Regions from separate parts of the Mus musculus genome. Here all the other regions are linked to region 3. A link is a loop called in an ENCODE intact Hi-C map of the cell type or tissue named here. Cell type or tissue: left cerebral cortex. All regions are shown on one strand.

Region 1 (8,000 bases), 77 kb before region 3:
CTGGATAACTGCATCCCACTCCGTGTCCTTACTCGGGGTAACAGATCAGAATGCTGGAAGGTTATTCCTCTACGGGCATCCCTAGACCAGGCAGAGCATCTGTCTATACCTTGAGTTTATTTATTTGTTTTCGAGACAAAATTTTATGCAGCCCAGGCCAGCCTCTAACTTGGTTTTTAGTAAACCACTGGAGTTCTAGGACTGCAGGTGTGTACCTTGGCTGTTTTGGGGAAGTGCTAGGGGTTGTCCCTGGACTTTGTGCAAGTAAATTCAGTATTTTACCAACTGAGCTCCAGCTCCAGCCTCTGCCCCTTCGATCTCAGTGCTGATGCCCCAGGTACAGGTAAAGAGAAAGTGCTTCCCAGAGATAGTTCCTCAGCTGCACAGAAGGGGCCATACCCCTTCCAGCTTTCCTTTGAAACCTTCCACTTTATTAGGAAATGTTTTGGAATTTCTGGGCTACTGAGTTCAATGTCAGAAGCAGGGGGTGGCTGGACATGGTGGCTCCTGCCTGTAATTTCAGAGTGCAGGAGGTTAAGGCAGGAGGAGGTTCAAGAAGCAAGAACTTGTCTCAAAGAACAAAAACAAGCAAGAATCTCCCCAAACTTACCCTGTTCCTTGACAGCAATGGCATTAGAAGCTGGGGTGTCCTGATATTCCTGCTGGGCTTCTTCGTCCGTGCTCTGTTAAAAAAAACAAAACACTCAGGAGGCAGAGGCAGGTGGATTTCTGAGTTGGAGGCCAGCCTGGTCTACAAAGTGAGCTCCAGGACAGCCAGGGCTACACAGAGAAACCCTGTCTTGAAAAACAAAACCAAACAAACAAAAACCAAACCAAAACAACAACAAAAAACAAAATAAAACAAACAGAAAAGACCAAGGATAAAATCAATTTCTTCTCTTCTCTTCTCTTCTCTTCTCTTCTCTTCTCTTCTCTTCTCTTCTCTTCTCTTCTCTTCTCTTCTCTCCTCCCTTTCTCTCTCTCTCTCTCTCTCTCTCTCTCTCTCTCTCTCTCTCTCTCTCTCAATAGGGTTTCTTTGTGTAGTCCTGGCTGTCCTGAAACTCTCTGTAGACTAGGACGGCCTCAAACTCACAGAGATCCACCTGTCTCTGCCTCCCCAGTGCTGGGATTAAAAGCATAGCGCCCCTCCCCCAAGTCTGCCTGTCTGTCTTTTTTTCTTTTTTGTTTTTAAGGATAAAATCTTAAGACTTCATCCTGTATGGCCTGTGATCAGGGTGCTACTGGCTTCTGATTGACCAAGCAAGTCCTATACTTCCTTCTATTCTTGGTCACTCCAGCTTCCTAACGTAGACCCTCTAAAACCATATGAAGCAGGAGCTCGGAACAAGCCCACCTGGGTTTTCCTCTATCCCTATTGCTAAGTGCCTTCTGGTGCTGAAACTAGACGACCCAGATGTCATTTTGGTACAGTCCATGCAGCACGACTGTACCACAAGCCAATGTGGTGAGGCTGCCCCCATGAGTCTGTAGTGCTATGGTTGCAAAGTAGGTGACAGTTGTTAAGGAAGAACTTCACAGGGACAGTGACATTTGGGTAGAGCCTTGACAGATGAATGAGATTTTGTCATAATTAGGGTGAGAAGCTGGTCAGGGAGAGCAGGGCTTCCTGGGCAGGGACCTGCTGAAAAGGGCACAGTACCATTACTGAGTAAATACAATGGCTAGAATGTATCAGAATGGCTAGAGCCAGGCAGTTGGTGCATGCCTTTAATCCCAGCACTTGGGAGGCAGAGGCAGAGGCAGGCAGATTTCTGAGTTTGAGGCCAGCCTGGTCTACAGAATGAGTTCCAGGACAACCAGGGCTACACAGAGAAACCCTGCCTCAAAAAACAAAACAAAACAAAACAAACAAACAAAAAGAATGGCTAGAGCCAGGCATGGTGGAAACATGATAGAGGAAAAGCATGTATGATACCATGCAATCTTCTATCTCTCCATGTGCCATTCTTTGTAGAAATTCCTTTGTACCTTGAAGAGGATAGCATACAACCTGGTTCCAGGTCCACATTTCCAGTAAATGCTCTGTTGGTCAGAAACAAGCGTACATTTTCTTTGGACTCTCTAACAGTTGGCCTGTCCTCACCCAGTACAGCCTGAGGGCCTGACTGCACAGCAGCATGGGTGCTCTTCAGTGTGCTTCTGGTGAAGAGTTTGTATAAGGGACTGGGGAGACAGAGTTGCACTAGGTCCCTAGGAAGTCAGCACTGGCCCTTATTCCAAGCATACATTTCAAGTTATAACGGTAGACCTTTCTGAGTATCTTCACAAACTCTTCCCATTGGTATCTATGGCATGCCCAGGGTCCTGTTCCTACAGATGAGAGAGAGCTACAGGAGGAAGAAAGCCTTTCTTACCCTCCTAGACAGCAAGGGCCTAGCTCTAATTTTTTGAAAGGGTAATTCTTTTTTGTTTTTGTTTTTTTGTTTGTTTGTTTGTTTTTTTGAGACAGGGTTTCTTTTTTTTTTTCCTTTTTTTGTTTTTGTTTTGTTTTGTTTTGTTTTGTTGTTTTTGAGACAGGGTTTCTCTGTATAGCCCCGGCTGTCCTGGAACTCACTTTGTAGACCAGGTTAGCCTGGAACTCAGAAATCCGCCTGCCTCTGCCTCCCGAGTGCGGGATTAAAGGCGTGCGCCACCACGCCCGGCTGAAAGGGTAATTCTTAGAGACTTAATGAAACTCTGATTCTGGACTTACATCTCGCTGCAGGGAACACTGAAGAGTCCAGCATTTATGAGGGCTGGGTATAAGTGGTCAGATGGCAAAGGCCATCCCAGAAACAAGGCAACTCCTCTCACAAAAAAGGGTAGCTTAGTGTACAGGCACAAACTACAGAGAGGAGAGACAGCTGAGGAAGACTGTGCTGCCACTGAGGAGGGCCATCAGGCTGTCACACCTTGAAAGCCACTGACAGTTCAGAATCAGACCTGCTTAAAAGTGGAGCAGAGGTGAGAATACACTGAGTAGTCTGGTCCACATCGGGTCATTTATCTGTTCTCTACTATCTTTGTGACCCTTTCGTAGTCTGGCTCTTTAGGTCTGGGATCCGAAAGAACAAAAAAGAAAAGGGTCTCCCTTCCTATTCTTCCCCAAACAGAGCTCAGGAGACAGGTACTGCATTCTTCTCACACGTTCCCTGCTAAAGCTTTTCAATGTGTTCAGACATGCACGGTCCTCCCTGGCTGTATGTGCTCCTATAACCCAAACTTTCTTCAAAGGGGTGGGAGGATGCCAAGCACGGAGCCATAGGAACAGATTCAATTCTTCCAGCTCAAGTGGCTTGCACTGAGAGTCACTGTGGTTACATTAATTTAGGAGAAATCCTTTGCAGGAACAGGGTCTGTGATGGAGGCTGTCTCTGGGCGTCGAGTGAAAATCAATAAACATGCTCCTTTGCTCAGCTTTCCTCAGCCCAGAGCTGAGATGAAAAGGTAATTGTGTTGAGTAAGAAGCTGCGGGTACTGTTCTTGCAGGAGATGATGTGTCAAACTAAGAATAGGAAGGTACGGAGGGTAGTGCGAGGGGAATGCTCCTTTGTAGCAATTATCTTGCTTGTAGAGCACTTTGTTCTCCAGAGCTTCATGTACCCCTCTTGTACTTTCTCAGTTCTCTTCTTGACTTCCAGAGGCTGAGAGTGTAGAGGAAACAGCTCCTGGCTCAAAAATACTCGGTGTGCTGTGGGGCTGACACAAAACTCCATCTTCTAACCCTGTTCTCAGAGGCAGAAGTCTATATTCCCAAGGGCACAGTCAAGTGCTTGATAAACTCCTGGAAATAAGCAGTCAGGTTTTACATGTGTGTTGGGTGTCCAGGCACACAACATGCCTTAACCATGTGACAAAAGATTAGAAGTGAGGTTGTTTTAGCACTTTACTCCAGAAGGTTTTAGGTCATTCCCGAGATCCTGGTGGACTTAAGGCCGATCACTGTCTAGTCCCTGCTAATCTGTCCAATAACAATTCCCAGCACTGAGTTCCTGATGCATTGGCCTCCAGGCATAAAAAGTGTTGAATTCTTCTCTCTTGGCCTGGGCTCTTCAAGGGCCTCAGCTTTCCCAGGGGACTTTCCCCTCATGACCTCTTTATGTTTTCTAGGTAGCCTGTGCTTCCTGGAGGCACACAGCTATCTGATTGCCTGGCCTGACATTCCTGGGGGCTTTAGAGGCTCGACAGCCTGAGTACTTGGCACATACTAAACACAAATGCATACGGTACTTCTTTGCTTCTTCACTGACTATGTTGTGGGTCCTGGGAAGTCCAAGGTGGGAGCTGTTAGTACCTGGAACTTAGGATCAGAACTACTTTGGAGACACAAAGAAAAAAATTTAAAAATATCTATAAGGCACATATAATAGTTACAAGATATTTAAAAGGGGGAGGAAATAATGTTTGCCACTTTCTTTTGGTGGGGGGAGATGGGGCTGAGACAGAGTTTCTCTATGTAGCTCTGCCCACTGAGTGCTGGGATTAAAGTCATGCACCACCATTGCCTGGCTAAAATGTGTCACTTTGAAGACAACTATCAGCACTTAAAATGGAGATGTGGCCAGTATGTGAACATTTAAATGAAGAAACAAACCATCAAATAAATCAAGTAAAGTCACATCGCTGTGACAGCCTGGCCCTGTTTTGGAGGCTTTGTTAGTTTTCTCTCTCTCTCTCTCTCTCTCTTTTTTTATAACTTAAAGAATTTATTTTACTTTGAATTACATGTGTGTGTGTGTGTGTGTGTGTGTGTGTGTGTGTGTGTGTGTGTGGAGTGTGTGTGCATGTGTGTGAGCAGTACCCACAGGAGACAGAGGTCTCTGTGGGCAGGGAAGCTCTCTGGAGCTGGTGTTACTGGCAGCTGTGAGCTGCCTGCCCTTAATGTTCAGAACTGCTGGAGAGCAGTAATGATCTTAACCACTGACCCATCTCTTCAACCTTTTAGCTACTTTTTAAATTTCAGGCAATAGGGGCAGAGTCTATGTAGCTCTGTCGGGCCTTGAACTGACAGTGATCTGCCTGCCTCTGCCTCCCAAGTGTTAGAATTAAGGGCACAGGCAATCATGCCCGGGATTAACTACATATTTATGTGGATGTCGGAATGTGAGGTGCATGAGGGTAAAGTGGAAATGTCTGGTTTCTTTGGAGACTCAGTTAGGTTATAATGATGCTCTGCTGAAGCAGACACCTGAAAGGACACCTGATATTTAGAAAGGGCGTAAATCTGACCCCACAGACAGCGGGAGCTCAAGCACTGCTCACTCTGCTTCGCCCCTAGTCTTCACTGACGACATGCATGCCTTGATTCGCCTGACACTGCATTGCTGAGCTTTGCCTGTGGTGACTTCATAGAGAGAAACTTATCAAAGAACTTCTCCTGAGGTTCCTGCAGCTTCTTGCCACTTCCATGGACTTGGGCCGATTGGCCAGTCTCGACGTTTCTTCTGGACTGAACTGCCCTTGCAGATTCATGTGTGGTGTCTGCTGAGTGGACTGGACTGAAGCTGCTGATTAGTGTTTGGTGTTTGCTAGTGGACTGGACTGAGAACAACAAAGATTGGAATCACCCTAAAGAACTATTTCTAAACAAGTGCACTTCCTTTCCCTATATCCTAATAACCTTTCTTTCCCACTACCTCTGGTGGGTGCTGGGCTAGAGGGAAGGTTGAACCCTTATTAAAGTAGGCTACAAAAAATTGCCTACATGAGGGTGTGCTTCTGTCATGGCATATGCATAGAAGTCTGAATCTCTCAGGTTGGTCAGATCTTTTTTTCCACATTGTGGGTGCTGGGGATGGAAGCCACGTCATCAGGCTTGGCAGTAGGTTCCTTTGACAAATGAGCCATCTCACTCGTGTGTGTGTATGTGTGTGTGTGTGTGTGTGTGTGTGTGTGTGTGTGTGTGTCTGTGTGTGTGTGTGCACGCAGGTGCTCACAGAGTCCAGAATAGGGTATTGGACCCTCTGGAGCTGGAGTTACAGGCAGTTGTGTGCTGCCCAACATGGATACTGGAAACTGAACTCAGGTCTTCTGCAAGAGCAGCGAATGCTCCTAACTGCTGAGCCATCTCTCAACCCTCTGTTTATTTTAGAGACAAGGTCTTACTGTGAGGCCCTGGCTGGCCTTGGGACTCTATAGAGCACAGGCTGACCATAAATCAGAAAGCTCAGATCCTGCCTCTGACTCCTAAATGCCGAGATAAAAGCATGTGCCACCATGGTGACCAGCTTCCTGAATTCTTCTACAAAGTAATTTAAAAATATACCTTTCAGCATTCTATCCGTGTAAATACTACACTGGATCACTTCCTTCCCCCCCCCCCCCCCCCGCTTTTTGGACCCACAACATAGAGTTACCTGCATGTGTATGTGTGTAGGGTTATTCACTAGGCCATGGCAGCTTACCAGTGGCTACACCCTGGCACAAAATGACTTCTCTTCCCCAAGCAGTTCATGATCTGCCAGCACCTTAGTTAGGGGTTGAGCTTGAGTGCCCTTCCCCTTCCATGAAGGGGTGATAACTGCCTAGATCTTGTCTGGGTTTAACTTGGCTCAGCTTGGCTGCTGTGAGGTTATGAATACACTGACCGTTGGGTCCTGAAGACATCACTTCACAGCCCCACCCCCACCCCCAGTCTCACTCCACAGCCCTGCTGACCTGAAACCTACAGTGTAGTTAGGCAGGCCTCACACTCTAGCCATCTTGCTGCCATGGCCAGAGTGCTAGAGTTACAGGTGTGCACCTCCACTCCCCACCTACGTCTAGTGTTGATACATGGCCCCCTCACCTGCTAAAACCAGACATGCCCAGATCAAACGCCAATGTAGATTAAGGCAAAAACTTTTCTACAGTGAAGATTCTACTTCGGATCTCACACCCATTCAATTCAGACCTATTTTTAAATTATAAAACACGAGCAGTTAAGTTGAAAAGACTGTCAACATGAAAAGATCCACGCGTGTGTTCATTATCCAACTACTTTGGGGACAGTGACAAGTGCAGAATAGTTGAATGTCATTCTGCAGAGAATGAAACCCAAGAATGAGTTCAGTGTGCAGCAAGGACCAAGCAGAGCGGGTAACAGGAGCCCAGCCTGTAACAGAGAAGGGGCCCTCAGAGCCTCAAAGCTCCCATCTTGATGCTTACCCTCTTGCTCTCCTTCAGAGGCTTCTTGTTGCTGGAAGCTTCACTAGAAGTCTCCATCTTGGCCCTGAAGGGGAGGAGGAAAGCCCAGAGAATGCCACTGCTGTGGCAGCATCACCACTTTCAAGCAAATGGAGCCCAAATGAGTATCTCAGCCAATTGGCTATTTGTATACGACTCCTGGCTGGCAGGGTAAATTGTGTGGCAAGGTTTTCTTTGGTTGCTTTAATTCACAATAGAATTTCAATTGGAGACATTTAAAGGTATGTTTGAGACACAGTAAATGTGATGGAAAGAGGTATCGGACTATGAAATGTTCAGTTGTACATCAAAACCCAGGGGAGATTATAGGGCCTCATCTCTGTAGGAAAATCAGTTAAATAAAATAAAACCAAGTTTTACACCTCAAATGTGATCACATTTCACATGGCTTGGCATGAACTCCCTACCTGTCACTGTATGTCCATCCAAAAAGCAGAGTCAGCCCCTTTGTATCCTACCTTCACTGACATGAAAGCGTCTTGTGCTGGGAAGCAAACCACACCTTGGATTATTCCAGGTGGCCTCCCAGGGACGGCAAGAATGACTAGATTGTCTTCGTGACTAATTTTCCTACTGACAGAGGATCAAAAAAAAACACAAGTCGCCTCTGCAGCAGCAACTTTGGCATGTTGAAATGTGCTCACATTCCCTCTAACAATTCATGCACACTACATTTGTTTTTAAGACAAGGTTTGTTTTTTTTTTTGTTTTGTTTTTTTTTGTTTTTTTTTTTTTTGTTTTTCGAGACAGGGTTTCTCTGTGTAGCCCTGGCTGTCCTGGAACTCACTTTGTAGACCAGGCTGGCCTCGAACTCA
Region 2 (8,000 bases), 190 kb before region 3:
TCCCTTTTCTACACCAAGTACTTCTGTTAACATAATGACTTAACCCAGTGTCTATTGTACAGCTATCAGACTGTGTCAAGGAGAGCAAGCCCATGACCCCACGAACCCCCACCCCTCCCTTCTTCATGTTCTGATTTATCTCTGCACTTTTTTCCTCAAAGCTCACAAGAGGCCTCAGATGCTTGCTCAGTACATTGCACGGAGAGCTGAAGCACTTTGTCCTTAGTCAAGCCCGTGCTTCCTTTCAAAATATTTTCAAAGGTATAATCTTAATTGTCTCAAATGTACCCACCCATTTGTCCTACCTCCCCAGTCTGCTACCACCTTCTTTCCCCATATGTTGGGCTGCCAGATCCCTCTGGCTATTCAATGGCAGGGCTGGGACTGTTGAAAGACTGGGGAGTAAAAGCTGGCACCAAATGACCAGGTTCCAGTCTCAGCCCTGTCATTCTGACATTCCCCTCTTCAGAATTCTCTTTCCACAACTGCGAAGGAGAAATAATACCTGCCCCACCACACAAGGTTTACAAGTCTCAAAAGGGCTATAAGCCATATTGTTCAGACATGAGAAGAGGTAAGACAACACTCATTTGCTCTCCTGACCACCTGTCTGACTCCAACCTGTGATGAAGCTGAAGAGGGACTGGATGTGGGCCCGGTCCTTGAAGTAGGAGCGGCTGAGGCTGTTCCATATGACATCCGAGACCTTTTTTACCAGTTCGCGACTAGAAACACCTCCCTCTCGAGGATAGAGGGAGAGGTCCACAGCGCCGCGGATCTGAGCGGTGAATCGGGCATAGAGGGCAGCAATGATGGATAGGTCGGCCACCGGGAAGTAGGTGAGGCCACCAGGAGGGTCGGGTGCGGGGCTGGGCTGGAAGGTGAGCTCCGGCACGTTGGTGGGGATGACACGGTTGACAGCCAGGAAATGCTCCACGAAGCCCAGGACCAAGGACAGGAGCACCAGGTCAGGCTCCTCTCGGCCCAGCTCTGCAGCAAACAGGCGCACCACGTCGTCGATAGAGCGCAGAGGGAACAGCGTCTTCTGGGCGGCCTTCAGCCCCATGGCGGCGGGCGGTGGCCTGCGGGCGAGCCGAGGGAGGGAGGGTCGGGCTCGGCGAGAGAGCCCCCTCCCAGGCTCGGCTAAGGCTCTACCCTCCGCCACAATTCTGCTTCGCCAGCCGCTTCGTCCTGTGCTCACGGGCGGCGGCTCGGTTTCTGAGACCCTTCAACCAAGGCTATATAGGGCCTTCTAGTTCCTTACAATTCCGGGACCCCCAGCCCCGATGAGGCTGCTCCCAAAGACCTATTGGGGACCCTCAAAGGCCGCCCCTCCAGTCCCTACAATCTCTACCCGGCCCTCTGGAGCCTGTCCAGAAGGCAAACCCAAACCAGCCTCCCACAAGTCCCAAGGAGAGTCCCGGCTTCGGTCCCCCGCGCCCACCTCCGCGCTTACATCCCACACAAGGCACCGCGGCGCCCGCCGCCTGAAGCCTGCTGGGAAATGAAGTCCCGCGCCTCCTATGGCCGCACTGCCTGCTGGGAAATGGGGAGTCCTTGCTCACCCGGCCCTCTCTAAATCTGAAAATGACAGCCAAACCCGCAATGGCTTATGGAAGAAGTAGTCCTGCTGCTCCAGGGCGGGTAAGCTGAGCTCCTCAACGATTGGTCATCTAGGATCACGCCAGAAGAAGTTCCTCCGTGACTTCTGGGAGATTGTAGTCCTAGGATTAAACTCAGGCGCAGTAGCGCCCCTGCAGTGTGTATTATGGCCAGTTTAAGATGTGAGGGAAACTGTTGCTCTAAAACACTACAAGGAGGCTGGAGACCTGGTTCAGCTGTTCAGAGCACTTGTTGCTTTTGCAAAGGACCTGGGATCAAGTTTAGGTCCCCACACCCACATTGTGGCTCACCATCTGTAACTCCACTTCCAGAGGACCCATGCTTTTCTCTGACCTCCACCAAGCTTGACTTGGTGCACACACATAAAAAGGCAGACGAAACATCCACACCTAAAAAGAATGCAAGGCTGAACACAGTACGGCGGAGGCAGAAGGATTTTGGTGAGCTCAAGGCAAGACTGGTCTATGATCCAATACCAGTCCTTGAAATTAGAGGCAAGGAACTCAGGGTGGACTTCAGAGATGACTCAGAGTTAAGAGCCCTGGCGGCTCTGGCTCAGGACCCTGCGTTCCCAGTATGTACATGTTTGCTCACAACTGGGTCTTTAGCCCCACTTTAGGAGGTCCAATGTTCTCTGCTGTCCTCTGCAGGCTCCAAGCAGGCACCTTATGCACACACATAGGTAAAATAAAATTAAGGAAAGAAAAGAAAAAAAAAATCAGGAAGTTCAAGGTCAGTTTTACCTTAGACAGGATCTTGCTTTTTAGTTCAGACTGGCCACAGACTCACAATATTCCTGCCTCAGCCTCCACCATGCTGGGATTATAGATGTTCACCACCAGTCCACATGGCACCACCCCTCCCACAAGGCTTCATGACCTCATCTTAATTCACGAAGTCTGTAATGACCCTGTTTCCAAAACGAAGTCTTTTTGTCTGAGACCAAGACCTCAATAGATGAAGCTGAGGAGATGATGTAGCAGCTGAGAGCCTTTTGTTGTACCAGTAGGAGGACCTGAGTTCAAATACCCAGAATTCACTTATACGTTTGGAATCCTAGCATTATAGGGCATGGATGGGGAATGGGGTCAGTGTGGGGGTTAAAGGGAGGAGGGTCTTGGGACTTCCTGCCTAACGACCTAGCTGCAGGTTCAGAGAGAGAGCCTGTGTAAAGGGAAGAAGACAGAGAGAGTCATAAAGAAGGATATGTGATCTTTCTGTTTTCCACATCTGAGCAGCTCCTTACACAGGTGTAAAGACACCACACACATATACAAGCAGAACCTCTTCCTTTCTTTCTTTCTTCCTTTCTTCCTTCCTTTCTTTCTTTCTTTCTTTCTTTCTTTCTTTCTTTCTTTTTTGGTTGTTTGTTTGTCTGTTTTGTTTTTTGTTTTTAGAGACAGGGTTTTTCTGTGTAGCCATGGATGTCTTGGAATTCACTCTGTAGACCAGGCTGGCCTCAAACTCAGAGAGATCTGATTGTCTCTGCCTGAGTGCTGGGGTTAAAGGTGTGAGCCATCACCATCCAGCTACATCTACCCATGCATTTTAAAGTTTCTTTGATTTTTAAGTTTCTTTGTTCTGTAAAGCTAAGAAATTGCTGTCATATTGGAACATGGAGTTTGGATTAACCTAAATTTGTATTCCTGGACCATGGTTACTCAAATTTGGCTTTAGAATAAACTATATATTATTCTTTTGAAGAGGGGCTGGTCATGGTGATGCATACCTTTAATCCTAGTACTCTGCAAACAAGTTCCAGGCCAGCCACGGCTACATAGTGAGATCCTGTCTCAGAAAACAAACACAAAAATTGGGGCTGGAGAAAGGGCTCAGCTGTTAAGAGCACTGACTGCTCTTCCAGAGGTTCCGGTGGTGGCTCACAACTGTCTGTAAATCAGATATCACAGAATCCAATGTCCTCTTTTAGCTTCCATGATACATGTGGAACACAGGCATACATGCAGGCAAAACACCCGTACACATAAACTTCAATAAAAAAAATTACTAAAAAAAAAAAATTGCTAGGCATGGTGGCACATGCCTTGGGAGGCAGAGGCAGGCAGATTTCTGAGTTTGAGGCCAGCCTGGTCTACAGAATGAGTTCCAGGACAGCCAGGGCTATACAGAGAAACCCTATCTTGAAAAACCAAAAAACAAAAAAACAAAACAAAAAACCCAAAACAAGACAAAACAAAAACAGACTTAAAAATTAAAATACTAATTATTTTTTATTTATGTATAATTTTTTATTCCTTAAAGATTTATTTGTTTTATGTAAATACACTGTTGCTGTCACACCAGAGAGGGGCATCAGATTAAGATGGTCGTGAGCCACCAGTGGTTGCTGGGAATTGAACTCAGAACCTCTGGAAGAGCAGCCAGTGCTCTTAACCTGTGAGCCATCTTTCCAGCCCCCTAATTTATTATAAAAGAGCTTGAATGTATGAATCCAGGGAGGTCTCTAGTCTATCCTAACATGGTACGTAGGTAATCAAGGCTCACAGTGCTTACAACCTATTTCCAAATGATGTACCAGCCCACCATTTCACTTCTGTCCCAGACTTAAAGCTGAATACTTGTATAAAGACAATGAGTTTCTTTAGCTCACAACGGCAGTTCTGGCGTGGGTCCCTTTGAATTTGTCACCTTATGACAGTGTGATAGGAGAGCTGACAATGAAGCAACAAGCAAGGGGCACAGAAGCCAGGGCTATCTCTCAAGCCTCTTCGTTTGCCTTTGAGACAAGGGTTCATCAGTCCTGTAGGAGGAGTCCTATGACCTGGCCTCAGACTTGCTGTGCAGCGGAGGATGACCTTGACCTCCTGATCCTCCAGTCTCCAACTACAGAGCGGCAACCACAGAATGCGCCACGACAGCCAGCCCTAGAATAGCTCCACAGTACTGCAGAAGATCATTTAGCGGGCCTGTTTGTCAGATTCAGCAAACCAGTCACATCTGAGTCCTGGAAAGAACATGGGATGGGCACCGAAACTGACTTTCCCAAAATACGTTGGTCTTTTGTGGTCAGAATCTGTATGCTCTTCTACAGCTGTTACACTAGGTGGCGCTCTGAACTCAGGTTTGCATTGATTCTGCTCTGAACTTCAAGCCTTTTAAAATCGGTGTTTTGTGGGCAGGGTGTTGGAAACTTTGGGCAATTGTAGCTGCTCTTGAGTGGCCCATATTCTTGAAAGTTACTTCATGCAGCTTTTATCCGTCGTATCGCCTAGGTGGTCAGCCAGGATGGCGCTGAATATCACCTCTCAGACACCGGCTGTCAGAAGTGAATGAGCACAAACTTTTCACTTTCTTTCTTTTTCTTTTCCCTGAGACAGGGTTTCCTCTGTGTAGTCCTGGAAGTCACTCTATAGACCTGGACTCAGAAATCCACCTGCCTCTGCCTCCCTAGTACTGAGATTAAAGTTGTGCACCACTGCCCAACCGACTTCCCACTTTCTAAAGGAAGTCCTGTCGGTTAGAAGCAGCTGTCGATGCTATGCTTGGCGTGCAGCAGCTGAAGGTTGTAAGTTTGAATCAGTCGTGGGAATGACTAACAGGTTTTCTATGAAGCAAGATGTCTTAAGCCATGGCACAGTGTGCCTGTTGTTAAGGGTTATTGCTGTTATAGACCAAGGGAAACTGGAGAGAGGAACTACAATGCAGATGCCAATCTAAGTGTTCCCAAACTGATACTGTTAAAAAGGAGGCCCAGAGAGAAGGGTATTTCTGGACCAACAGATACTATGCCTTGGTGGTTAGACCTCAAAAGAGCTGGCAGAATCCACAAGGTTTTCAACTCCTCTGAAGATGGCATCCCCAAAATGTTGTCAGGAGCAGGTAGGAAGCCCCCATGACTTGGTTCCACATTGTTCTGCAGAGACGGTGCACGAAGACAAGGAGCATGGCACAGAGCAGCCTCGGTCTCTGGCCAGGCCTGGAGGCTGAGCTCATGGAGAGGACTCCTAAGACTTAGTCCAGTTAAAACAAAGCCTTTAGCCGGGCATGGTGGCACACGCCTTTAATTCTGCACTTGGGAGGCAGAGGCAGGCAGATTTCTGAGTTCGAGGCCAGCCTGCTCTACAGAGTGAGTTCCAGGACAGCCAGGGCTACACAGAGAAACTCTGTCTCAAAAACAAAACAAAACCAAAAACAAAACAAACAAAAAACAAAAACAACTAAGCCTTCAAGGGTAGCAAAGAAAGCCAGGCAGGAGTGGGGTGCACACCTTTAATCCCAGGGCTTCAGAGACAGAGTCAGGAGAATCTCAGAGTCCCCAGCAAATCTGGTCTACAGAGTTCCAGGATGGCCAGGGCTACACAGAAAACCATGTCTCAAAACACCTCTCTGCAAAGAAGAGTAATAAATAAATGGTCAGCCTGGAAGAGAGAGAACGGGGCTATACTCCTTTATCTTCCCAAGCTGGACTCCTAGGAGCCTTTTATCTGTCTAGATCCTCCCTCCTTGGGGTGGACACCCTAACAACTCGGTCCTGTGAAATAATAATTCAGAGTCACACAGAATTATCCTAGTCTCTTGTGTGGGCGGCAGCAGCCCCCCCTCCCCCAGTGATGACGAAACATATTGCTAGGGGGTTCCATGTCATTGTCTCCTCCTCTTGCTCCTTTCTTCTTTTAAAATTTTAATTTATTCACTTTATATGCCAATCTCTGCTTCCCCTTCTCAGTTCTCCCCTTCACACAGTCTGCCTCTCCCCTCTTCTCCTTTGGGAGGTTAGAGCCCCCTATTCGGGTATCCTCCCCCCCCCCCCCCCCCGCCTCCGGCACATCAAGTCTCTGTAGAGCTAGGAGCATCCTCTCCACTGAGGCCAGACAAGGCAGCCCAGTTAGGGGAACATACTCCACAGACAGGCAACTGCTTTAAGTATAGCCACCACTGCCGCCGCCACCTTCTTCTCCATCTTCCTCCTCTTCCTTCTTCTAACACTTATTTATGAAAGGCATTCATGCCACAGAGGACACATGCCAAGGTCAGAGGACAACTTTTGAGACTCAGTTCTCAGGCTGGAGAGATGGTTCAGTGGTCCTTGCAGAGTACCCAATTTAGATTCCCAGAACCCACAAAGGGGCTCACATCAGTCTGTAATTCTGTTTCCAGGGGATCTGATGCTCCCTTTGGACCTGGGAGGGCACCATGCATGCATGTGGTGCACAGATTTTATATATATATATATAAAAATTTTTTAAATCTAAAATAAGAAAAAGTTCCAGAAGACCCAATGCCTGAACCACAAGCACAGTAAATGTACATGATGCTCGCACACACACACACACACACACACACACACAGGCACACACACACACACACACACACACAGAGGCACACACACACACATAGGCACACACACAGGTACACACACACAACACACACACACCACACACACACACACACACACACACACACACACAGGCACACACACACACACACACACACAGGCACACACACACACACACAGGCACACACACACACACACACACACACACACAGGCACACACACACACACACACACAGGCACACACAGAGGCACACACACACACAGGCACACACAGAGGCACACACACACACAGGCACACACACACACACACACAGGCAAAATATCCACATACATAAGATAAAAAGAACTTTTTTGGTTTTTCAAGACAGGGTTTCTCTGTGTAGCCCTGGCTGTCCTGGAACTCACTCTGTAGACCAGGCTGGCCTCGAACTCAGAAATCTGCCTGGCTCTGCCTCCCGAGTGCTGGGATTAAAGGCATGCGCCACCACTGCCCAGCTAAAAAGAACTTTTTTGTATGTAAAGACTGGAAAAATTGCTGAGCAGTGTAGTGCATGTCTTTAATCCTAGCACTCTGGAAACAGAGGTTGGTGGATCTCTGAGCTTGAGACCAAACAGATCTACAGAGCCTGTTCCAGGACATCCAGGCTACACAGAGAAACTCTATTTTGAAAAATAAGCAAAGAATTGGAAAATTTGACTTTTTTTAAAAAAGATTTATTTGTTTATTATATGTAAGTACACTGTAGCTGTCTTCAGACACTCCAGAAGAGGGCATCAGATTTTGTTACAGATGGTTGTGAGCCACCACATGGTTGCTGGGATTTGAAATCGGGACCTTCGGAAGAGTAGTCGGCACTCTTAACCACTGAGCCATCTTGCCAACCCCGAAAATTGACTTTTCAAAACCTGTAACTAATTGCTAGCTAAGACATTTCGCTGGGTAAAAGCACTTGTCAGACAAAAGCCTGAGGACCTAACTCTGATTCCTGGAACCCACTTAAGAGTCATGAGGAGCCGGGCGTGGTGGCACACACCTTTAATCCCAGCACTCAGGAGGCAGAGGCAGGCGGATTTCTGAGTT
Region 3 (8,000 bases):
TAGACTTAGGTGCTGGTGGCTGAGCAGAGGCTTTAGTCTATGAACTCCAGCACTGTGCAAACCTGTCCTCCGAGTTCTCCCATCCAAGGACTAAGCAGACCTGACCCTGCTTAGCTTCCAAGTCCAGAAGAGATCAGACGTTCAAGGTGGTATGTAATGCTGTAGACAGCATTACAGTGCTAAGAAGAATGAAATAGAAAATGTATCTAAAGTCACCTTTGAAATGTTTAGATATAAAAAACGGGTACAAATATTTCAATGGACTTCTAATGCTTAACGATTAGCAATTTTCACTTAAGAAAGGGTCCCTGGGTCCTAGTAGTTTTCATTTCTGTTCCAGAAAAAAAAGTTGGTTATGTTCACTACTGCCTTCGAAGGTGACGGGAGAGGAGCGGCTCTTTGGAAGGGGACACTTGCTTTACTCATTTATAGTTTTGGGAGGAGTCTCTGTCTCCCTGCTAGCCCTACAGTCCCGGATCAAGCCACCTTCTAGCCTTAGCAGGCACCAGCCATGGGATCCAGCGAAAGCCAAGCTCAGTTGTTTCCTTCCTTGGGTCAACCGAACCCTCTGCACAGGGCCTTAGGAACTCAGCCGTATGTCACAGCCTACTTAAGGAGTCCTCCTCTGGAAGAAGGCAGCTCTCACAACTGTGGAGATTTGGTTAAATTGATTTGTTTTGTGTTTTGAAATTCTTATAGCCAACTGGAATGTGGTAAAGGATGCCTCCAATCCCAGCACCGTGGAGGAGGATTCAGGACCCAGGCTCAAGGTCCATCCTCAGCCACTCAGAGAGTGAAGACCTGCTGACTTAGGGTTTCCTTTGCTGTGATGAGACACCATGATCAAGACAACTCATATAAAGGACAACTGACTTACAAGTTCTGAGGTTCTGTCCATTATCATCATGGCGAGAAGCATGGCAGCATCCAGGCAGGCATGGTACTGGAGGAGCTGAGAGTTCTACATCTTGTTCCAAAGGTGACAAAGAGAGGACTGACTTTCAGGCATCTAGGAGGAGGAGCTCAAAGTCCACCCCGACAATGACACTCTTCCTCTAACAAGGTCACATTTCCTAATAGTGTCAGTGCCTGAGCTAAGCATATTCAAACCACCACAGCTACACCAGACTATTACATTTAGCTAGGCAGTGGTGGCACACACCTTAAGTCCCAGCACTCAAAAGAACACATTTAAAAAAAAAATCAACACATTTTTTTATTTTAAAGATGTATCATTTTTATTTATGTGAGTACACTGTAGCTGTCTTCAGACACACCAGAAGAGAGCACCAGGGGGGCTGGAGAGATGGCTCAGCAGGTAAGAGCACTGACTGCTCTTCTAAAGGTCATGAGTTCAAATCCCAGCAACCACATGGTGGCTCACAACCATCAGTGTACTTAGATATAATAAATAAATCTTTAAAAAAAATAAAAAGAAGAGGGCATTGAATCCCATTACAGATGGTTGTGAGCCACCATGTGGTTGCTGTGAATTGAACTCAGGACCTCTGGAAGAGCAGTCAGTGCTCTTAGCCATTGAGCCATCTCTCTAGGCCCCTATTTATTTATTTCTGTAGCCAGACTTTGGCTACTTTGTGGGTTTTTTCTTCCACCCTTCTTTTTCCACCTTTTCAATCCCCTAACACTAGGTAAAAGATAAAATGGGATAGGAAGGAAGGAAGGAGAGAGAAAGAAATCCCAAATTAAAATCAGAGGTAGGAAAGAAGGCAATGTTATAGATTATTTCCTGCTGATTAGGTATGTTGAGTTCCTTGGGGGCAAGTTTGATCTTTGACATCACAATATCTAATTTATTGTTGTTATTGTTGTTGTCTCTTTGTGTACGACTATAGCAACCTGCCAATAACAACTAACAACCCACTTTTGGGCAGTTTATACACCTCTGAAAAGTATCCAGAATTCCAAGCATCACATACATGCAGAAACTATTTACAGCTGGCAAAACCACGCCCTGCTAGAGCCTGAGACAAATCACAATCACCTGCTGTGAAGCAGCCCCATTCCCCACACCTGGGAGTAAAACAAAACCATATTCCCATAAGACTTCTATGTTTTTTTAAAAAAAACAAAAAGTCTCAGTACAATTTTCCTTGTGGAGGAACCCACACACGCACACATGCACCCATGCATGCACAAACACGCATATGTGCACACATTCAAGAACACATATATGGTTACAATTAAATAGAACCCTAGCTCTGCCCGGTAGTGGTGGCGCATGCCTTTAATCCCAGCACTTGGGACGCAGAGGCAGGCGGGTTTCTGAGTTCGAGGCCAGCCTGGTCTACAGAGTGAGTTCCAGGACAGCCAGAAAGAAAGAGAGAAAAACCTACACAGAGAAAACCCCTGTCTCGGAAAAAGCAAAAACAAACAAAAAACAAAAAAAGAGAAACTAACTCTTTGGGCCAGTGAGAAATCTCACCAATTAAAAAAAAAAAAAAAAAAAAAAAAAAAAAAAAAAAAAAACTTGCTGAGAAAGTCTGATGCTAAATTCCCTGCCTGGAACCCACATAAAAGTGCGACAATCGGGGCTGGAGAGATGGCTCAGCGGTTAAGAGCACTGACTGCTCTTAACCTGAGTTCAAATCTCAGCAACCACACCGGTGGCTCACAACAACCTATAATGAGATCTGATGCCCTCTTCTAAGGGGTCTGAAGACAGCTACAGTGTACTTACATATAAATTAATCTTAAAAAAAAAGTGTGAGAATCAGCTCCACAAAGTTGTCCTCTGATCTCCAGTGGTATGTGCAGACACGCGCGCGCGCACACACACACACACACACACACACATACAGAGTTTACACACAACAATGATGATTGTTTTGAGACAGGGTCTCAGATGTGTAGCCCTTTCTGTCCTCAATATATATACAGACCAGGCTGCCCTCAAACTCACAGAGATCCACTTGTCTATGCCACCCAGGCATTGGAATTAAAGATATGTGCCAACACAACCAGCAAAGAAAAAAAAATTTTTTTTAAAGAACTCTTGTCAAAGTCATTTACTGAAGATAATCTGATTGTACAGCTAGTACATGCCAGCAGCCATGAGGCTAAGCACCAGGTGGGCTTCAGGTTTTTTATCGTTGTTTTTTGAGACAGGCTCTGCCCTGCCAGTTTTATCCTAACAGTTGGGATAGAGCGTCTCAACCTGATAGGGTCCTAGATAGCACTCAATCCTTTGTGCGGGTCTGGTCCCTGCATTGCGGGGAGCTTGGAACTCTAAACAACCCAAGGAGGCCATACTGTCCGCACATTTAGAAATGGCCCCTAGGGGGAGTCATCATCCTCAAGTGAACGCACAGAGCCATTTCCGACAGAGTCCCGGACCAGGACCAACGGTTTTCCGTCACTGGTAAATGAATGGAAGTCACAAGATGCACTGGTGGGAACCGTATTACAGTCCCCGGATGATTCGTCAGCTCTTTGTGGAACCAGATTCCGACTCCTAGCTCAGAATCTCTTCGCGGCTACTCCCTACCCAGACGAGATACTGCTCGAGAAAGTCAGCCTCTGTCTGGCATCCGACCGAGGCCTCGGAGTCGGAAGGCTTAGGGACTTCTCCCTTGTCCCCACCAACCCTCTGCCTTCCCGACAAGGGTTAACGCAGCAGGCTTCAAAGTCGCCGCAGCGCCTCTAGGGGGCGACGCCCTGCACTCCTGTGGTCACGTGACAACGAGGGCGGCCACAAGCGCCAGGCTGGCCAATAGGAGACGGGAGCGGGGTCCCGGGACTAGAAGAAACGGCGGCCGGGAGGGGGCTACGGGATCATGGGGCTTCTGACCATTCTGAAGAAGATGAAGCAGAAAGAGCGAGAGCTGCGGCTGCTCATGCTGTATCCTCCGAGCGCTAGAGCGGTCGCGAGGGTAGCGGGGCCCGCCGGGTGGGCGGAGCCGGGCGTGGGGGGGCGCGGCCGCCGTGGGTACCTATTGCCGGTGGTGCGTCACGCACGCGGCGCTACCACTGCTCGGCGCGGGGCCGGGGAGGGCCGTACCACTCTGCGGGGTGGGGGTTGGCGTGCAGAAGGCAGCCCGGTGGTCTCAAGGCCCGGCCTAGACTTGGGACTCCAGTATCACTGCGAGGCGCGACGCAGTGGTGGTGACTCGGACGTCACGCTGCCTCGGGCTGGCCCGAGCGTGGGCCCTGCTCCTCCCTGGCGCTGACCCCCTCCCCTTCATCTACGGGTGTAGGCCTTGGCGCTTCCCTTAGGGTCGGAATCCCAGGGTCTCGAGGACCGCCTAGGCTCCTGCGAGTAGGCGTGGACTCGGTTGGCCACAGGTCCCGCTGTCACTTAAGGCCACCAGCGACCTTTCACCGCATTAACTGGCACCTGCATCACCCGTCTTGCACTGTGCCGGGCCACCTAGGCATCTGCGATCCACAAAGTAGCAGAGGGAGAAAAGGAAATTTAATGTGCACGTAGAACTTTACCACTCGTGCGTGTTTTAGACAATTCTGAGAAAGACACTCATTAGATGACCTCCAAGCACCTATGTTAGGGAATTCGGTAAAACAGGGAAGCGAAAAAGGCTTCATTTCAGATATTCTGTGATGAAAGGGGAGAAAAAATTGATAAAGCAAGTAAGATATGTAGTGTAGGATGAGAAGAATAGAGTCCACAAGGAGGTAGAGAGAGCTGGGAAAACGTAAGCAGAGGACCTGCAAGTGCGAAGGCCCTGGAGGAGGATAAGACAGGCATGTTCAAGAAAGGTTGAGAAGGAAAGAGCTGGAGAGAGGGAGAGCCCATGGGCTGGGGCCATTTAGGCAGCTGGACTATGAAGGGAGCACAGGATGGTGGCTTAGACCATGGTGGTAGTAGGAGAGTATTATGACTTGCTGCTGAATGGGAGAAGACAATGAGGGAGATGTAGCCAAGCATGAACTGGTCTCTGGCCAGAGTGTTCAGAAGGACAAGGAGCCACTTGCTGAGATGAGAGACGCATGTCCCTGGGAAGACACCAACCCTGACTGTTGGGCAGGTAGGTAGCAGCCATCAGCCTAGAAACGATCATGGGATGGCCCAGCTGGGGAGTGCTGAGACCCAGGTGTAGACGCTTGTGTGAAGTCAGATGAGGGTAACAGGATGGGGTCTGGGAGAGGGCCAAGGAAAGAGCAGCAGCGCCCGGAGCAGAGCAGAAGCTGGGCCACCCGGCCAGTGGAGAGCAGTAAGGGGGTCTTCGGAGACCTACCTGGCAAAGTGAGGCTTCAGGAAGCATCAGGAGCCAGTCTGCTAACAGTAGACCTGTAGAAAGCAAGAGGCTAAGTAAAACTGGTGCAGTGGTGAAGAACCAGGGAACAGGGGTTCAGTGCCCAGTACCCACTTGGTGCTTCACAGCCTTGTGTAACTTCAGTCCTGAGGTCCTCGTGTAGGCAAAAACTCAAAATATTCTAAGCAAACAAAAAATGAGCATGGTATCGAACACCTCGAATGCCAGCGTTCAGAAGGTAAAGGCAGGTGAATCTACGGGCTTGAGTCCAACCCGGTCTACAGAGCAAGTTCCAGGCCGGCCAAGGCTACATAGACCTTGTCTCAAAAAAAAAAAAAACCAAAATGCAGGAAAAGTCCAACATGGTGTTACATGCCTGTAGTTCTGGCACTCAAGAGGCAGAGGCTGGAGAACTTTGACAAGTTTGAGGCCAGTTTGCGTTACATAGAGTTCCAGACAAAAAAAACAAAACAAAAGAAAACAAACAAACAAACAAAAACAATACAAGCCAAAAGATGGAAGTTGGTACAATGGAGTATAACACCTGTTCCCAGGATGCACCCCAGAGGAAGCTGTGGCCGACTCAGCAGATGGTGGGGGAGTGGGTGGAGACAGGTTCTGCTGCAGTAGTGCGCAGCACTCGAGGCGTGAGGCGAGAGTTTGGTGATGAGAGGAGAAGGGATGGAAGAGTGGATGTTGTTGGATTGACAAGACAATCTGCTGGCTTTCCAAGGTGAGAGTTGGGCTGCAGAAGGTGGAAGGTATTCACCCGTGCCTCTCAAAGGTGGGAGTCACAGAGCCAGAGTCAAGTGAGTAGGAAGAGGTCCTAAATGTAGAGCCTGTCCCTTCTCCCCTCCGCTCAGGCTTTGGCTGCCCCACAGTCTCACCTGCGGTTGAGCTCACCTATTGGCTTGTTCTCTGCAACGGAGGCTGTGGATCATTCCAGAGACAGATGAAGGTGGTTGCCACCTCTAGATACTTGCCCTTTACTTGGTCCTTCAGAAGGCTGGGCCCATCTGTTTTGGGCCTCAAGACCCCACAGAGCCTTGTCTGGTATCTTAAGTTGAAAGCCATTCCTTCCAGGAATGTCCTTCACTGGTTCCAAGTACCCAACCTTCTCTTCTGCTTTATTTAGTCTTTAATTTTTTTTTTTTAAAGATTTATTTATTTATTATATGTAAGTACACTGTAGCTGTCTTCAGACACTCCAGAAGAGGGCGTCAGATCTCCTTACGGATGGTTGTGAGCCACCATGTGGTTGCTGGGATTTGAACTCCGGACCTTCGGAAGAGCAGTCGGGTGCTCTTACCCACTGAGCCATCTCACCAGCCCTAGTCTTTAATTTTTTAACACTTATTTATGGATGTGAGAACTTTGTCTGTACACTGGGGTGAGTGGCTGGTGCCCACAGAGGTCAGCATTTGGTTGTGAACCACCAGGTGGATGCTGGGAACTGAACCCAGGTCTTCTATAAGAGCAACATGTGCTCTTTACTGCTGAGCCATCTCTCCAGCCCCATTACTTAGACTTTTGCTAGTGTTTAAGCTTCATAAGGGTGATGAGTTTGTCCCCCAACATCAGAGGGGGCCTGGCACTTAATAGGCACTCAATATTTGATGCGTAAATTAAGTTATTTTGAGTTGGTCAACATGATAGAATTCCATTTTCATACTTCTACATTTATCTCAAGCCAGTTATGGGTCAGGCACGTGCTCAACTTGCTTCTACATACAGTAGGAAAGTACTAGTCCCTAGGAGGGTGGTAGTGTGATGACATGTCCTCCAACAGAACTCAGAGACCTCTCCTTAGCCTTTGTGCCCCAGTGGCTTGGACAACGCTGGCAAAACAACCATCCTCAAGAAGTTCAATGGAGAAGACGTGGACACCATCTCCCCGACACTGGGCTTCAACATCAAGACCCTGGAGCACCGCGGGTGAGTAGGGTCACCGAGGGCCATTGTGGGGCTGGGAGGAGGCTGGGAGGGCAGGAGCAGCCTGACCTTCATCGCCCCTTCCTTCCCAGATTCAAGCTGAACATCTGGGATGTAGGTGGCCAGAAGTCTCTGCGCTCCTACTGGAGGAACTACTTTGAGAGCACGGATGGCCTCATCTGGGTGGTGGACAGCGCCGACCGCCAGCGCATGCAGGACTGTCAGCGAGAGCTGCAGAGCCTACTGGTGGAGGAGGTGTGCCCCAGGCTTCCACCTGCAGCTAGGCCAGACACCCGCCACAAGTGCCAGGATTTACTGGGGCACTTGGGGAGGGAGTGGGTCCGTTCTCTCACTGGGCCCCAGGCTGAGACTTGGATGCACATCTCTGCCTTTACTGATTCGCCACTGAGTCTCGGTCTCATTGTTGCAGGGCTGCCGCAAGGCTAGGGCCAAGCTCAGGGAGGCAGTGAAGCTTGCACAGGAACCGAACCTTGTTGTGTGGGTTCAGGAAGACACATGACCGCTCTGAGCCTTAACTTCCACATTCCTAAAGTAATAATTAGGCTAATCTTGCCATTTCTTGTCTGGACCAAAAGACTTGTCTTGTTGACAACAGTTTTACTCTGTATCTCAGGCTGGCCTCAACTGGCTGACACTGTCCCTGAACTCCTGATCCACCTGCCTCTACTTGCCAAATGATGTGTGTGCCACACATCATTCCAGGTGTATACCACCGCACTCCTTCATTATTGGCTTCTTATTTATCTGGGCAGGGCTTCTGTTTGTTGTTTTGTTTGTTGTTTTGGGTTTGTTTGGCAGCAGGGTGAGGGTGGGTGT

Evidence for each region. A loop is a pair of places that touch in the nucleus more often than their neighbours do. Peaks named below come from ENCODE experiments on the same cell type or tissue, not always from the same donor. Only the 100,000 strongest peaks of a DNase experiment are listed, where the experiment ranks them.
Region 1: a loop joins it to region 3, with 2.4 times the contacts of the local background. A loop is called at or near these places in 4 of 42 quality-filtered maps.
Region 2: it touches region 3 in a loop (2.5-fold over the local background); 8 of 42 quality-filtered maps call a loop at or near these places.

What each region holds. Positions count from the first base shown.
Region 1 is chr19:6,214,356-6,222,355 of GRCm38, reverse strand. Majin (membrane anchored junction protein) reads right to left here. Exons shown (of 11, transcript NM_001165919.2): 8 at 7,147-7,210; 9 at 611-683. Among named protein-coding and RNA genes, the nearest start is that of Gpha2, 8.0 kb to the left of the region's middle. In left cerebral cortex, no CTCF peak of the experiment used is centred here; no DNase peak of the experiment used is centred here.
Region 2 is chr19:6,328,527-6,336,526 of GRCm38, reverse strand. Men1 (multiple endocrine neoplasia 1) reads right to left here and starts at 1,514. Exons shown (of 10, transcript NM_001168489.1): 1 at 1,445-1,514; 2 at 622-1,082. The coding sequence starts at 1,066. In left cerebral cortex, CTCF peaks have their summits at 1,751 and 4,683 (motif pointing right); DNase peaks (open chromatin) are centred at 1,054, 1,595 and 4,687; H3K4me3 peaks cover 1,849 bases; H3K27ac peaks cover 1,608 bases.
Region 3 is chr19:6,136,896-6,144,895 of GRCm38, reverse strand. Arl2 (ADP-ribosylation factor-like 2) reads left to right here and starts at 3,759. Exons shown (of 5, transcript NM_019722.3): 1 at 3,759-3,859; 2 at 7,056-7,166; 3 at 7,256-7,418. The coding sequence starts at 3,795. It overlaps LOC115489019 (a long non-coding RNA gene), which reads right to left. Exons shown (of 3, transcript XR_003952891.1): 3 at 2,982-5,266. In left cerebral cortex, CTCF peaks have their summits at 3,315 (motif pointing right) and 3,627 (motif pointing right); DNase peaks (open chromatin) are centred at 3,353, 3,717, 3,944 and 5,848; H3K4me3 peaks cover 2,334 bases; H3K27ac peaks cover 2,455 bases.